Linked DNA regions of Homo sapiens: region 2 is linked to region 1. Evidence: chromatin loops called from intact Hi-C (ENCODE). Cell type or tissue: PC-9. All regions are shown on one strand.

Evidence for each region. Hi-C counts contacts between places; a loop is a spot of excess contacts. Peaks named below come from ENCODE experiments on the same cell type or tissue, not always from the same donor. Only the 100,000 strongest peaks of a DNase experiment are listed, where the experiment ranks them.
Region 2: a loop joins it to region 1, with 14 times the contacts of the local background. A loop is called at or near these places in 4 of 110 quality-filtered maps.

The regions. Positions count from the first base shown.
Region 1 is chr1:93,751,556-93,759,555 of GRCh38, forward strand. It overlaps a transcript of BCAR3 not described here. Among named protein-coding and RNA genes, the nearest start is that of BCAR3, 74 kb to the left of the region's middle. RefSeq lists an enhancer at 2,538-2,832. In PC-9, CTCF peaks have their summits at 7,222 and 7,424; DNase peaks (open chromatin) are centred at 3,086, 4,026 and 7,596; H3K4me3 peaks cover 720 bases; H3K27ac peaks cover 6,312 bases.
Region 2 is chr1:93,633,944-93,641,943 of GRCh38, forward strand. All of the region lies in intron 3 of BCAR3 (BCAR3 adaptor protein, NSP family member), which reads right to left. Among named protein-coding and RNA genes, the nearest start is that of BCAR3, 44 kb to the right of the region's middle. RefSeq lists enhancers at 2,349-2,907, 2,908-3,466, 5,473-6,108 and a silencer at 5,050-5,344. In PC-9, no CTCF peak of the experiment used is centred here; DNase peaks (open chromatin) are centred at 4,688 and 5,208; H3K27ac peaks cover 4,336 bases.

The DNA of each region.
Region 1 (8,000 bases):
CAGAAGCCCTGCTTTGCCTCATAAACCTTGGCCAAGCCCATCGGACCTAGTTTTCTTCTAAACTGCAGGGAGAAAATATCAAATAATTCACAGAGCAACTCATTTACACATTCCAGTCTCCAAACATGCTGTATCACCCCTTTCCTCTTGGCCCCCAGAGCCATTAGCACACTTGTGACAAATTATCTAGAAGATTCCCCACATGCTGGTGCTCTCAGCCAGCCCCACAGGCTGGCAGCCTCCAGACTGCTCCAACACAAGGGCGTGTGGCTGGGGCTGCTGCCCTGGCAAGGCCTCCCCAGCCTGGCGGGGAACAGCCATGCCAGCTTTGGCTCTGGTATCTGTGGATGCCCTGGGTTACAGATCCGCCCACATGACCCAGATAGACGCATGTGATTTTGAATGTCTTTAGGAACACAGCTGAGAATGCATCTCTTTGCTGTGCACTTGAAGGTTTGCTTTGGCTTTTCACATTTATTCCCTGGGCAGTACCACCTACACACTCATTTCATCCAGCTCTCACCCACCCAAACCTCAGACACTTCTTGCTGGCAAGAGGCCACCCTCTTCAAAGGCAGGCATGAAAGAAGCTGGGCACTTACTCCTCCACTTAAAACTGTCACTACCACAGAGTGTGAAGGGAGCTGGTTTGTCCTACATTGAAATCTCCTGTAGAGGCCATTTCTGGTCTCTTGTCATGACTGTGATGCTCCTAAAAGGGCTATGACTACCCAACTAGCCCCTCTGCATTAGGAATGGCCCCAGAGCTCATGGGTAGGGAGCTGTGAGGTTTCTCCTTCCCAGGCTAGGGCCAATTCAAGTCAGCAATGAGCATCTACCTGGGCATTGGAAATACTAAGATGCATAAAACAAATTCCTGCCCCCACCCACGGCTGCAGACATTTGTCCTCAATCTTGACTTTCAGTTGTGCCATCACATGTCAATCGGTTGTGAAGTAATTTGTTATCAATAATAGGAAGTACCAAAGGTTTGAAATAGGAGTGCATTCAAAATAAGAATGAGCAAAGAGTGGATTCATGGGTATGCATACGGTATCATTGCTCTCATTTGCATTTGGACGCACTTTCTTTGATGAAGGAAAAAGTGTTGGAGAGGGGTGATCTGAGCTCTGTGACATTTGTGAGTGTTGTCTGTGAGCCCAGTGAAGGCAGGACGTTGGCTTGATCCACACATGGCCACACTCCATAGCTCTAACAAAGAGAGTGCCTCCTTCACCATTTCTCATAGAGAAGGGACTAAGCTTGACTTCTGTCTTTCAAGAAAACAGAAAAAGCAGTCGAAACTGTTGCCTTTTGACTCTGGCAAGATTTGTTTGTTGTTTGTTTAGGAAGAGAAGAGTACACTGGTTATAGCTATGGCAGTATTTTTTATTACTGCAGGCTTCACCTCTCTATTTGATATCTCACAGATGGCCCGTGATGAATCATGTGACGCACAGTGCTAAGTTAATCTCTCTAATGATATTAATGCTATTTACTTGTATTGTGCTTTAAAATTACAGTTTAAATGTGAACACTTTTGCATTCATTGACTCAGGTTCAACTTTAAGAACCTTTGAAGTAAGTCTTGTCTCTACCTACTGTGAAGAAATAACCTCAGAGAGGTCTTGCTCAAAGTCTATAGCAGGTGAATGATACAGCTGCGATTCAAATCCAGATCATGTGTTTCCAAGCGGTGTTTTTGTATTCCACTCAAGCTGTGTTGCACCCAACTTCATAACAGTGAAGAATAAAGATGCAGCTACACTTTCAACGTTGACATCTCAAGGAAATGTGGCCAGTTTCATATTGTTGGATGGGATGTCTCGCTGGCTTAGAGAAGCCTATCTCTTGGTAGTGGAGACACATCAACCTCTCTCTCCTCGGTCTGTCTTCTTGACTTTGTCTAGTGAGGCAGCCATTCTGCAGAATTTCATCTGCTTTAGGTATGCAGACCCTGCACTGCATGCGCGCATATGCACGCGGGTACACACACACACACACACACACACACACACACACACACACACACACACGGGACTAGGACTATTCCAGACTTGGCAGGGGGACTTTAATGGGGAGCTCAACCCACTGACTGCCTGAGAGCCCAGAAGTGTCATTTCTGACTATCTAAAGACCAGAGCATCTACTTGCTGCCATGGTTGGCTGCTGGGCTGGTTTTGGGGTTCTTTTGCATTACGGGCTTATGGGTACTTTAATGTGACTTAAATCACAGGAAATCTTGCAGAGAAGAGCAGATAAGAAATGCTCCCACAACCTTGCTCCCTTCCCCCAACACACATGTACACGTACACATACACACACACACACACACACACACATGCACCCTTCTGCACACCTACAGCAGGCACTGGCTCTGTGACTAAGATGCTCCTCCCAGGGAGTCACCTTTGGCAGGTGCCTGGACTGTGACATGGGCCACTGAACTGCTCATCATTCGTCTTTCAAAGCCAAGGACTTTTCACTCCTCAGCAAAGTATTTCTCAATCAAAATGCTTATTGAACTTAAAACTGAATGGCCATCTAAAGGTTGGGACTAGCACTCCCACAGTCGAAGAAATGAAACTTTTGGCTTTGCTGATGCTGAGTCTTGGCTCAAGGTTCTGAGGCTGGATGAAATTCTGCCCTGTACTTGCAAACATTTGCAGAACTGCTCAGTCAGCCTTCCGGGAAAACCATGCCCACATCCTACTGGATTCCTCTAGCTTTGGTGTTGTCAACACAGAGATCACTGAGAGTTTAACTCCAAATCGCAGGCCTCCATTGTTCCCTGAACACAAAGGGCAAGAGAGAGAGTAATCAGATAACAAATGATGAAATTATGGTTTTTAGTGGAAATACCTTCCATTTCTACAGCACTTCATCTTTTTGGAGAGCTTGCATAATATGGTTTGACCCACAAAACATATCTCAGAGGTGAAATTGAGCCAGACTTACTTTTTTATCTCCATTGTGCAGATGAAGAATCAGAAATATATACAGTCAATGATGACTCACATATATGACAGTGGTCCCATAAGATTATAATGGAGCTGAAAAATTCCTGTTGTCTAGTGATGTCATAGCTGTGGTAACATCGCAGTGCAGTGCATTCCTCACATGTTTGTGGTGATGCTGGTGTAAACAAACATATTGCACTGCCAGTCATAGAGAAGCCTAGCACATACAATTATGTAGAGTACTCCATAATTGATGATAATAAATGACTATGATACTTGTTTATGTGTTTATTATACTATAATTTTATGTTATTTTAGAGTGTACCCCTACTAAAAAAAAGTTAACTGTAAAACAGCCTCAGGCAGTTGCTTCAGGAGGTATTCCAGAAGAAGGTACTGTTATCCTAGGAGAGGACAGCTCCATGTATGTTGCCCCTGAAGACCTTCCAGTGGGACAAGATGTGGAGGTGAAACACAGTGATGCTGATCATCCTGACCCTGCCTAGGCTGAGGCTAATCGTGTGTGCTTGTGTCTTAGTTTTTAACAAAACAAAAAACTTAAAAACTAAAAATATTAAGTAAAAAATTTTAAAAATAGAAAAAAGCTTAACAAATATGAATATAAAGAAAATATTTTTGCATAGCTGTATAACATGTTTGTGTGTTGTGTTATGAAAGAATCAAAAAAGTTAAAAAAATAAAACATTTATAAAGTTAAAAAGTTAATGTATTATTGAAGAAAGAAAAATAAAGTTTTAAAATAAATTTAGTGTAGCCTGAGTGTACAGTGTTTATAAAGTCCTCAGTAGTGCACAGTAATGTCCTAGGCCTTCACATTCACTCACCACTCACTCACTGACTCACCCAGAACAACTTCCAGTCCTGCAAGCTCCATTCATGGTAAGTGCCCTATACAGGTGTACCATTTTAAATCTTTATATTGTAGCTCTACTGTATCTTTTCTATGTTCAGACATGTTTAGATACACAAATACTTAGCATTCTGATGCAGTTGCCTACAGTATTCAGTACAGTAACATGCTGTAAAGGTTTGTAGCCTAGGAACAATAGGCTATAGTCTATAGCAGAGGTATGCAGCAGGTTATACCATCTAGGTTTGTGTAAGTGCACTTTATGATGTTTGCACAATGATAAAATCACCTAATAATGCATTTTTCCAAATGTATCCCCATCATTAAGCTACACACGACTATATATAAAAAGATATAGAGTGAAGAGGTATGTGTGTGTTGTACGTGTGCGTGTGCATGTGTGTGCGTGCATGCAAAAGGGAGGAAACATTTAATCACTTAAAATTATCTAAGATAATATCTAATGACAGGGACTTTTGTATCATTTAAATTTTTTGTTGTGTCCCATCTCGAGGTTATCTGGAGTCACACTGACTCCAGGGCTCAAGCCAAACAGAGTGGAAATTCCCACAGCAGGAGCCAGCTTGCTACTGAAGTTCACCTGCTCTTGACAAGTAAGAGTGGGGAGAATACGTCCCCAGTTTCATGGGCTTTGTGGCTCTCCTGTCTAGAGCCTCTGACAATTTCAGTGAATTGTGGAGAACTGCCAATAGCACAGACAAAATGCACAGAACTGATAAGCAGGATTTGAGAGTGATCTATAACCTAAAAGAACCAAATTAAGCTGCTCTTTAATTGCATGCAGTGGTCTAGAATTGTTTTCTTTCCCCCTTGTGTGTTAGTGCCCTTGGTGGCTTGGGTTCCCCTTCTCTTAGAAAACAATGGTTGGCCCAGGGTCACCCAAAGGCTGTTATTGGAGTGTTCACTCTTAACCCCTTCCCAAGCCATTCTATCTCTGTAATACCACTCCCTGGTCTAATAATCAACACCCCACCACCCTGAAGTCGTCCAGAACCCTCCTTTGCATGGGACACGAATGGCTGGTGCTTCATGCCAGGAACCACCCTGGTGACTAACCGAAGAGCCCAGCACCACTTTATGTTATACAAGTTCTTGTAAATTTTGCATTTCATTTCTCCTATTCTCTGGGATCTCTTAAAAGGTGGGGGAAAAGCTGATAAAGCAAGTCAGTATATGTGCTAATTTTCCAATTCCAATTAAAATGGTTATAAAACATTTTTAAAAATTACTTTTGAACAAAAACCTTAACAGAAACTGAAAGGGCCTTGGTTAGTTCCTAAGAGGCAATATTCCATTTGGAAAGAAGTGTGTCTGTGCCCACTGTCCATGCTCCATAAGGAACACTCCAGGGAATGCCCAGGTGCAGCCTCTGGGAAGGGTTAGAGTGATTTTTGGCATCAACAGCACTCAGAGAGTCTCATGGCTTTGATGACTAGTCCCTGGCATTCCTATGGCTGCTGTGCCAAGTGCTATGTAATGGTTATCCCCAAATGTGGGGGTGCCTGGCCTTACAAAATTTACACTCTAGGCTTCTAGAGTTGCCTGGAATGGAAAAGGCAGAGATGCTGAGCTGGACTGGCCTCTTTGGAGTTAGGGAGGGGTGGGGAGGACCTGCAGGCATGTCCCCTGACTAGCTGCAGTTCCAGTTCAGCTCCCACAGTAGGAAAGTCTCTGCCGGTTGGGGTCTGTTCTGGGTCTGATGGGCAGGTTAGTGTGTTTTAGCCTCTGGAATCCATGTTGAGGTGCAAAGAGGAAGACCTTTACTCCTGTCTTCTGTTATAGTGAGGAGTGGTCTTCCAAAAGGGGCACACAATCATGGGGCCTGGGGGCTGAAGCCCGGCCAAAGAAGTTGGGCCAGGCCTACCTGATGACCTCTCTCCTCCACACCACTCTTCTCCCACAGAGGAGTGGAGCAGACAGCAGCTCCCCCCATTTTCTCTTTTCTCTGATGTCCACTTTGCGTTCACATCTCACTCCACTGAGACAGCTGCTGGGAAGTCTCGCTGCACCAATTCCGAGGCCAACTTTCAAGGGAGAGAAGCAATGACTGGGAGGGAAGTTTGCCTAGGCAACAAGGAGTAAGATCATTTTGCAATATGTGTTGGGTTAACTGTTGTATAAATAGTTGACCCTTCAGCGAGCATCACGACTCCTCTGCACTTCATTTTTTCTCCTCTTCCTTCAATTGGGAAAAGGCAATCCTGCATGGGTTGCAGAGGGCTAGGCAGGCATCCTCCAGAGTCAACTCTTCCTCCTCTGGGTCATTCATTCATCACCCTCCCAATCTCTTGGGTGTACAGTCTCCAGGCATTGCTTCTCCCACCACACAGCTTCCTTGCTGGTGTGAGAGTAGCCTGCAGAATGCACATGCTGGCCTCTGTGCTGGCAGCCTCTTGCCCATTATTTCTAAGTGCCATGGGTCAGGTTGTCTGGGAAACAGACTTTGAGAAGGAAATTTACATGCAAATGTGCTCTTGGGAACAATACCCATGAGGGAGAGAAAGGAGGCTCGGACACAAGGTTGAGTAGTGCAAAATCGTACTAGAGGCCTCAACTGATCTCACGGGGAGCTCTGAAGCCAAGTTGGCCCTTCAGAGATATCTTGAATGGAGGGAAAGGAGGAGCCCTTGGTACTGCTGCATCGTCCACTTGTGCCTGGGGCATGTAACTTTTGGGAGGCAGCTCCCACTGGCTGAAGGCAACTCCCAGGGAAGGACCGACCCATCAGCAGGCAGCACTCCCGAAGTCAGGAGGACTAGTGTCTTGGTTCATAAGGGAGATGAGGGCAGCCTGCCTAGCATTTGTACCTGTCAGAGACCAGAGAAAGAGGAGTATAAAGCTGCGGCCTCTGGTCTGCACTGCTCTAGGTCAACGCCTTGGCCTGATCCATCAGGATACAGGGCCAGGGGAGGACAAAGAAGAGTTTCCAGGGAGCCCTGCCAGTGGCTGGAAAAGAACAAGTGTCAGCTGGAAGCTGCAGGGCAGACCCAGTGTGAAGAAGAACTGGCTGCCATCTTGTAGATGGAGCCCAGACGACCAGCTTAAGCCTAACAGGAGAGTTCCAGTGCAGACAAAGAGTTGGTCTGGAAAACACCCCTAATCGGGAGCCAGTTCTATGATGGTCTAAATCTATGACACTTTCACTAGATTCTCAAAGGTGATTACAACCTTACTCTGCTTTGCACTTCCTAGTGTATGTCATTTTTAAAGCATAGCAGACTCATAGGCACTGGGTGAGGAGAATAGCTGAGAAATGTTCTTGGGAACTGAGAAATACTGACCAAAGCTAGGAGTGATGTCTGCCTATCAGCGTTCACCAAGTCACTTTATCAGGTCCAGTGTGGTTCTCTGCTCTGTGTTCACCCCCTGGGTATCACTGCCACCTATCTTTATTTTTCTATTGCATTTGGGAGGAGGGACAGTGGGTGGCAACTGAGGAGAGGCTGTTAGAGAACCGAATAGGAGAAAAGTCCAGCTGTCTGCACTGTGAACCTTTCTCAGGCCATCAGGGGGCTGGTTGGCCAGATGCCAGGGAATGGTGGAAGGTTCTGGGCCTGCATTTCCTAGCCAAGAGCATTCAGTGTATAACTCTTAGCACCCTGTTATCCCTCTCCCAACACTATTGTGCAAAATTAGGTATAACCCCAGCCAGTCATTATCCCCAAACTAACCTCACAAGCATACATCACAGGCTGATGCAACCCACATCCTGCGGCACAGTTAGCCGGCCCCTGACAACAATGTTTAAAGTGTGGCCAAGGGTGAAATATTGCCTCACTGGTCTGAAAAGGCTTTTGCCACCAACAAAAAACCATTATGATAACAGGAAGGCGCCGAAAGCTAAGCATAGTATAGACAGGAAAGATCTCTCTTTCTCTACCCTTCACAAAAAAGAGAGAGGTTTTTAACCCTCCAGTGTCCGGCTAATTTCCTAAGTAACACTGGCCAAGGGTAACTGCAGCACCACACTGAGCTGGGCATTCAGGAGGGGCAGGAGTAGTTCTTGGCTGGAAGGCTGTCTGCCAGACAGCACCAGAGGTGGCACCTGGCTGTGTTACCAAGCGGCCTCTATGGGTGCTAGGGGAAGGAGTGTGTGGAGCAGAGAGTACCATTGGGGCCTCACAAGCAATTTTTGCTTTTTAAGTTTC
Region 2 (8,000 bases), 120 kb before region 1:
AGGCTTATTGGGTATAATTTGCATTCAGCAAAAGTCACCCTTTTCAGTACAATTCCATGAGCACTGACAGCCAACCCCAGTTGGGTAACTACCACTACAATCACGATATTTCTATTTCTATCATCCCTGGAAGCTCCTTGGTGTACTTCATCTCTTCTCCAACCTCTTTTCAACCATTTATTTGTTTTCTGTCACTATAAGTTTTGCCTTTTCCAGAATATCATACAAATGTAATTTTAGAGTACGTAGCCTTTGAGACTGTCTACTTTCACTCAACGTAATGTATTCAAGATTCACCCATGATATGGTTTGGCTGTGTCCCCACCCAAATCTCATCTTGAATTCCCATGTGTTGTGGGAGGGACCTGGTGGGAGGTAATTGAATCATGGGGGCAGGTCTTTCCCATGCTGTTCTCATGATAGTGAATAAGTCTCATGAGATCTGATGTTTAAAATGGGGAGTTTTGGCTGGGCGCAGTGGCTCATGCCTATAATCCCAGCACTTTGGGAGGTCGAGGTGGGTGGATCATTTGAGGTCAGGAGTGCGAGACCAGGCTGGCCAACGTGGCAAAACCCCACCTCTACTAAAAATACAAAAAAAATTAGCTGGGCATGGTGGCCCAGGCCTATAATCCCAGCTACTTGGGAAGCTGAGGGAGGAGAATTGCTTGAACCGAGGAAGTGGAGGTTGCAATGAGTCAAGATCATGCCACTGCACTCCAGCCAGGGCAACACAGTGAGACTCTGTCTCAAAACAACAACAACAACAACAACAACAAAAAAAAAACGGAGTTTCCCTGCACAAGCTCTCTTCTCTTGTCTGCTGCCATGTGAGATGTGCCTTTCACCTTCCACCATGATTGTGAGGCCTCCCCAGCCATATGGAACTGTAAGTTCAATAAACCTTTTTCTTTTGTAAATTGCCCAGTCTCGGGTATGTCTTTATCAGCAGCACGAAAACAGACTAACACAATGTGTGTTTCTGCGTATATCAACAGTCCACTCCTAGGCTGGAAGCAGTGGCTCACACATGTAATCCCAGCACTTTGGGAGGCCAAGGCAGGAGGAAGGCCAGAGTTCGAGACCAGCCCAAGCACACAGGGAGACCCCATCTCTACAAAAAATAAACAAGTTAGCTGGGTGTGGTAGTGAGTGCCTGGAGTCCTAGCTACTCAGTGAGGTGGGAGGATCACCCGAGACCAGAAGTTTGAGGTTACAGTGAGCTATGATTGCACCACTGAACTCCAGCCTGGGCAACAGAATGAGACCCTGTTTCTTAAAAAAATAAGTAAATAAAAGTCCATTCCTCTTTAAGGTTAAATAATATGCCATTATATGGGTGTACTACTTTTTTCCAGTTGAAGGACTTTGGGGTTGTCTCCAGTTTTTGTTTTTGTCAATTACGAATAATGTCACTATAAACATGCATATAGACTTTTATACGGACATGTGTTTTCATAAGGTTTTACTCTTTATAAATGGCCACATTTTCATAGACCTGAAGGATAAGATTCCACTGAATGAGGGAGACTGTCATCCATACCTAGGATGTGGGAACATCCTACCTCAGCATTTTTAATAACTGTAGTAACACCGAACCTCCCAAGAATATTTGCAGAGAATGTTTTTGGGGTGGAGTGGAAGAAGTTGGATGGGAGCTCCCTTTCGTCCCTCTGCATGTGGGCCCCAGAGCGGGCCAGGGCTGTTTTACATTCACTGCTGGCGGTGTTTGATCTCTGGTCCCACAGGGGATGGCGCTGGCTCTGCCAATGTGCACACTCAGGCAAAAACCTGCAGAGCCAGCCAATCGGCCCATTATTTGGTTCATATAACTTGTTAAAATCTCATGGAATGTACAGCGTGCCATTGTTTTTGTAAGTCCCTTTCATGGCTTTGTGAGCTGGCTAATTCAGAGCAGACTGGCCTGCTTTCCTGCTGGAAGAAAAGGCTTCTCTCAAAGACAGCTATTTAATTGTGACCATGGCTGCAGCCATCTTGAGCACAAAAAGGGAGCTGAAGTCACATCACCCCTTCTCCACTGAGGTCTCCGGCAGCCAGGGCACTTATTCTTGGCATTGGAATTTGCATAATTACTCCTTTTTAAATATGCTGGGTGACCTAATATATCCCCAGCCGGCTGCAGGAAATGGCCTTGCTGAGATCTGAGCCTTGGATGGCCTGTAACGTCTATAGACCTAGAAGACCCTTGGGGAAGGAGAATTTTCAGAGCATTGACCCCAGAAAGGACAGCTTCCTGAGTTTCTCTGGGGTCATCTGCACTGTGAAGGGAGAAGCTGCAGGGCTCTGTCCCCACTCAGGATAACAGCTGCAGCCTTGTCCTTTCTTCTCCTAACCTGCGCAACAAGCTCAGAGACTGTAGGTCATTCTATTACAGCTCACAGTGGGTCTAACAAGAACCCACCAAGGCTGACTACAAAAGAAAGAGGACATGCGTTCACTAGGAATCTAGCCAGGAACAAAAGGTTGCATTCCGTCCTGACACTTCCTCACTGCGGTAGCCTGGAGAGCAGGCCTTTGTCCACAGGCGGGCAAGCGTGCTGTTTACAGCCTGGCCACAAAAAAACACTTGCCTATTCATGGCTAATTTGAAAAAAAAAAACAAAAAAAACAGGCATTCCAATATTTTTTTCTACTTCACCATATTTTCTAATGTAACTTTTTTGAGGACAATTTATTTTAAAATGGAAAATGTATAATAAACACTTCTTCTAAAAGAAAAATCACCCAGCCCTGCCCTAGCCAATCACTTCCTCCCTTAAAAAACTACAGCTTAAACCACCCCTAGAAAAGAACTCTTTACTAAAATAACTGTAGGGCTGGTGTGTGAAGAGGCCAAAAAGAATTAGTCTTGGCCCAGCATGGTGGCTCATATCTGTGATCCCAGCACTTCGGGAGGCTGAGGCAGGAGTATCACTTGAGGCCAAGAGTTCGAGGCAAGCCTGGGCAACATAGTGAGACCCTGTTTCTACAAAAAATAAAAAAAAATTAGGCATGGTGGTGGTCATCTGTGGTCCCAGTTACCTGAGGGGGCTGAGGTGGGAGGATTGCTTGAGCCGAGGAGTTCAAAGCTTCAGTGAGCTATGATCCTGCTACTGCACTCCAGCCTGGGCAACAGAGTAAGCCCCTGTCTCAAAAAACAAAACAAACAAAGCAGCACTAGTCTTGAGGCTAAAAGGAATATAGGTATAAAGGGGAAGGAGAAAATGTAAAATTTTTTTTTTTTTGAGACGAGTCTTGCTCTGTTGCCCAGGCTGGAGTGCAATGGCCCAATCTCGGCTCACTGCAACCTCCGCCCCCCAGGTTCAAGCGATTCTCCTGCTCCAGCCTCCTGAGGTGCCTGCCACCATGCCCAGCTAATTTTTGTATTTTTAGTAGAGTCGGGGCTTCACCATGTTGGTCAGGCTGGTCTCGAACTCCTGACCTCAGGCGATCCACCCACCTCGGGCTCCCAAAGTGCTGGGATTACAGACATGAGCCATCGCACCCAGAGGAGATAATATACATTTATATTTAGTGCTGGTTGTGGGGGCAACTTCTGAAGCTTAAAGATGCAGTTCCAGGGGAAAATAAAAGGAAGAGAGTGATAAAGAGTGGAAGTGAGCCTAGGCTTCATAGGTTGAAAGGGGGTTACAGAAGTGAACCATAATGGATCACAGAGCAATGCAGGAGTGCTGGGGTAACTTCCACTCTTCTGGGAACATGGTGGTGGCAGTTATGATCCATCATGACCTTGGTCTTCATATCCAAGATACAACATGAAATGGTATCCTGTTCCAATCAATACGGCAATCTTAGGATCAACAGGGATATCGCACAATTAAGAACTCCTTACCACTGGCTACAAGATTTTCCTCTCCAGCCTATTCTAGGCATGGAGAATCCTATAAACGTAAGCTAGAAGGAACAATAGCCCACTCCAAGGTTTCTATCGTGGGGACAATGGAACCCACAGAGAGCAGGTGGCAAATCCAGGGTCACATTGCTAATTAGAACAAAAGTGTGGGCTGGGGCGCGGTGGCTCACGCCTGTAATCCCAGCACTTTGGGAGGCCGAGGTGAGTGGATCACAAGGTCAGGAGATCGAGACCATCCTGGCTAATACGGTGAAACCCCATCTCTACTAAAAATACAAAAAATTAGCCAGCTGTGGTGGCAGACGCCTGTAGTTCCAGCTACTCGGGAGGCTGAGGCAGGATAATCGCTTGAACCTGAGAGGCGGAGGTTGCAGTGAGCCAAGATTGCGCCACTGTACTCCAGCCTGGGCAACAGAGCAAGACTCTGTCTCAAAACAAAAAGAACCAGAGTGTGGACCCAGCTCCCTCCCTGGGGTGGGGGGTCTCAGGGGATGTGAATCTCTGTTGGACAGCTATCTGGGAAGGGGAACACATGGAGCTGTTATCATTTATTAACATTTTAGCACTACTATTTTATCAAATTTTCTAAGCAACTACTTGATAGTGATCTAAGAAACTGGACACAGTGTAATTGTGTTTTAACGAAGTAAAAATCTGGGCAAGTGCAATGGGGCAGTGAGTAGGTTGAGCAGTATAGAGATAAAATTCTACTTCATAATTTTGCCTAGGGTTATTGGCTCTAAAAGATATTTCCTCCTATTAAAAAAAAATGTTTGGTTTTATCTAGGGTAAGGTATGCTAGGTACGCAGAGGAAAATTCCAGAGCTGTACGCCAGGAACCGAAGTCACTAGCTACATGGTAAACAGCAGGAGGAAGGTGGAGCCACTCTGGAGGGTTCAGCTTTCCAACCTGGAAGAAATCTTTCCTTTCAATGCAGGGAAACAGAATCAATTACGTTTGACCACAGAAAAGGACCTCATGATTAGACAAAAGTTAAAACCAAACTATCAAGATGATCATGTTCTGAGCTACTGTGGGGGGAAAAAATTGTGAGGAGAGAAGGTTAGGAAAAATGTGAAAAAAAACAAAATTCTCTCCTGTAAGTGCCAGAATTAAAGAGACGGAAACAGTGAGGAATGAGATTCCCCAAATCCCTGGACTACTTTGGATCTGCAATTTATTTTCCTCTCACATCCAAATATCAAATTGAGCCTTTGGGGTCTTGGTGCTGTCAGGAGTCCCAGCAGGAGGCCAGCCTGCTGGACAAGGTAAAAGAGCTGCCCAACAGCCCTGGGGCTTCCCAGCCATGCATATTTTCCTCCATTCCACTTGGGATGAACGACCGGTAGCTAAGCAACCGAGAAACCGGTCCCCTTTCACCTGGCATGAATGTACTGCAACACAAACGGTGCACGGTGCTAGGAGGACACACATACAAACTGCCAGAGCTGAATGTTGGATTCTTCCTCCACCCAGCTCTCTCCTGCCATGACACTGCAGTCCCCTCGCCCCACGAGCTATGAGGGTCAGCCTCAGAACCTTGTCTCTCCCAGACCCAAGGAGGCAGGAGGCAGTCCCAGACCTCTCTCTTCTATCTGGGCACTGAAAAAACCAAGGGAAGATGGTTGGAAAGTCTCCGATGGGGAGGGGAGCAGCATTTTTTTTTTTTTTTTTTGAGATGGAGTCTCACTCTTGTCACCCAGGCTGCAGTGCAATCGTGCGACTTCAGCTCACTGCAACCTCCGCCTCCCAGGTTCAAGCAATTCTCCTGCCTCAGCCTCCCGAGTAGCTAGGATTACAGATGCCCGCCACCACACCCGGCTAATTTTTGTATTTTTAGTAGAGACAGGGTTTCACCATGTTGGCCAGGCTGGTCTCGAACTCCTGACCTCGGGTGATCTGCCCACCTCGGCCTCCCAAAGTGCTGGGATTACAGGTGTGAGCCACCGCACCCAGCAGGGGAGCAGCATTTAAAGACACAGGGAGGGAGGGAGACCTGGGGCTGGAGCTCCTGCCAGTATTTGGACTGCTGTCTGTTGGCCACAACTGGGTGCTTCCCCTGCCTGGATGAGACTCAGGATAGGATAAGACTCCCCCTATTCTGGAGTCAAAATGGATCCTAAAATTTGGCTTCTTGATGCTTGTTTTTTTCGGCCAATGAATCTGAACCTACTGGAAGGGGCCTTTATGACACAACATAATTCACATAGAACTACTTTTCTCCAAGCTCAAGAGGCATTAAGTGCACAAGCGGATTGTAGATAAGAAGTTAAGGGGGTCAAACTGCACCTCAGTTTAGCTGCAACTCTCTCACCTCCCTTGATTTATCTCCAGCCATGAGGCACCAGCTGGCATCAACTTATGAGGCCTTCCTGGCACTGGTCAGCCCGGCTCCACAGGGCAACTAAGTGTGAGAAGTGCTACAACAGACCCAACCCAAGAAGATGGGTCCCTGGGTCCCCTTGGACCTTTACGTCAGAGACCTCTATGAATGTGCTTTCAGAGCCTTAGTGTCCATAGAGGCAAATGAAAATACATACCCTACATTGGCTCAACACATTCCCAAACCATCCCTCTAAACCAAGGGTGAAGTGAGAAAGAAAAAAAAAAGTGGTGCATTCAGGAAGGATACAGACACATGATTTATAAGGCTCTGACTAGATTCAGATCAAGTTAGGAGGAAAGGGTACCCTTCGGAATACCTCAACAAGTTCTTGAAAAGGAGAACCCTCTGAACCTCAAAGAGCAGTTCCATCACATCTCACTGTCAGGAGAAGGCAAAGAGAGCCCAGATAAACAGAAGCCACTGACAACTCCAATATCTCTTCTTTGTCAATACCACTCAACTCACAATGATTGATATTCATAAATGAGATGCAATAGCTTGCATAATACCTAAACAGGCCATTCCAAAATCCTCTATATTTAGCTTGAGAATGCACTACCAAATTATCTTAAAAGGGTTTAGACTTTTGTAAAAGAAAAAACTGGTATTGGAGTAAGAAGAAGGCAGTACACTTGCTGAGCACAGCCAGACTGGCCCGTGGTAGGAGATAGCCAATTTCTGAAACAAGGCATGGAGTGATTTTTAAAGAGCTGTTGTTACACACTGCAGAATTCTAGAGTGCATTTTTTGTTAAGTCATATCACAGTCTATGCAAATAGCATCCTCTAATACTTTGCAATGCACAACCTGCACAAAACATGTGATGCATCCGGGAGGGACACAGATACATATTTATAAAGCTCTGGCCAGATTCTGGTGTGGTAGCCCTGCAGGTTTAGGATTATACATTTTCTCCCATGAAAACACAGCTCAGTTGTCATTCAGGTATAAGAGATGGGAAAAAAGAATATCCACCTCCATTCCAACAAACCTCACTACGACCGCCCCAAGTGGCCAAGTGGTTCTACTGGAGCTTCCTCCTCTTCCGTCCATCCTCTGGTCTTTTAAAGAGGGAGGAAATGGCAGAACTCTGGGGGAAGGCATGGGTACACACAAAAGCGACATGCCTACATACTCTGAAACTAGGATGCTGCTGCCTTTGGGATAGCGAAGGTGGAATGAGACTCCTGATTCTAAACTCTAACTCTTGCTACGATTTCTCCCAAAAAATAAGTATGTTGTCATAAATCCAAGAAACCAAATGTGAGAATCAGACTTCTTTCTTCTGTAGGAGGTGACAGAATACAGTTTCAAAAATAAAAGAAAATAAAGCAAACAGCAACACTGGAAAATGCGGAGGCAGAGGGAAGAAGTGAAAAGCATCTTTTCTTCCTGCTCCGAAGAAATACATTATTTAGAAGGGTTGAATACTTAGAAGCATTGACCGCCAGTCCGGCTGGAAAGTAACTAAGTACCTAATATTACTACTTGGCCCCAGATTAGCCCTGAACAAGAGGGTGGCTGTTGGAATGGAAAAGATGACTCATAAAATCTCAGGGAGCCTTCGGTCCTCCACTGAAGGTAAATATGGGTCCACAATTCCTCATCTACATTCCAAAATCCAAAAAACTCTGAACACTAACATTAAAAAAACCTTACTTGGCAGCAAACTCATTTGGTGGCAAAATGTGACCTGAACTACACAAAATCATTTGTCATCTATTTATCCCTCTTAGTGT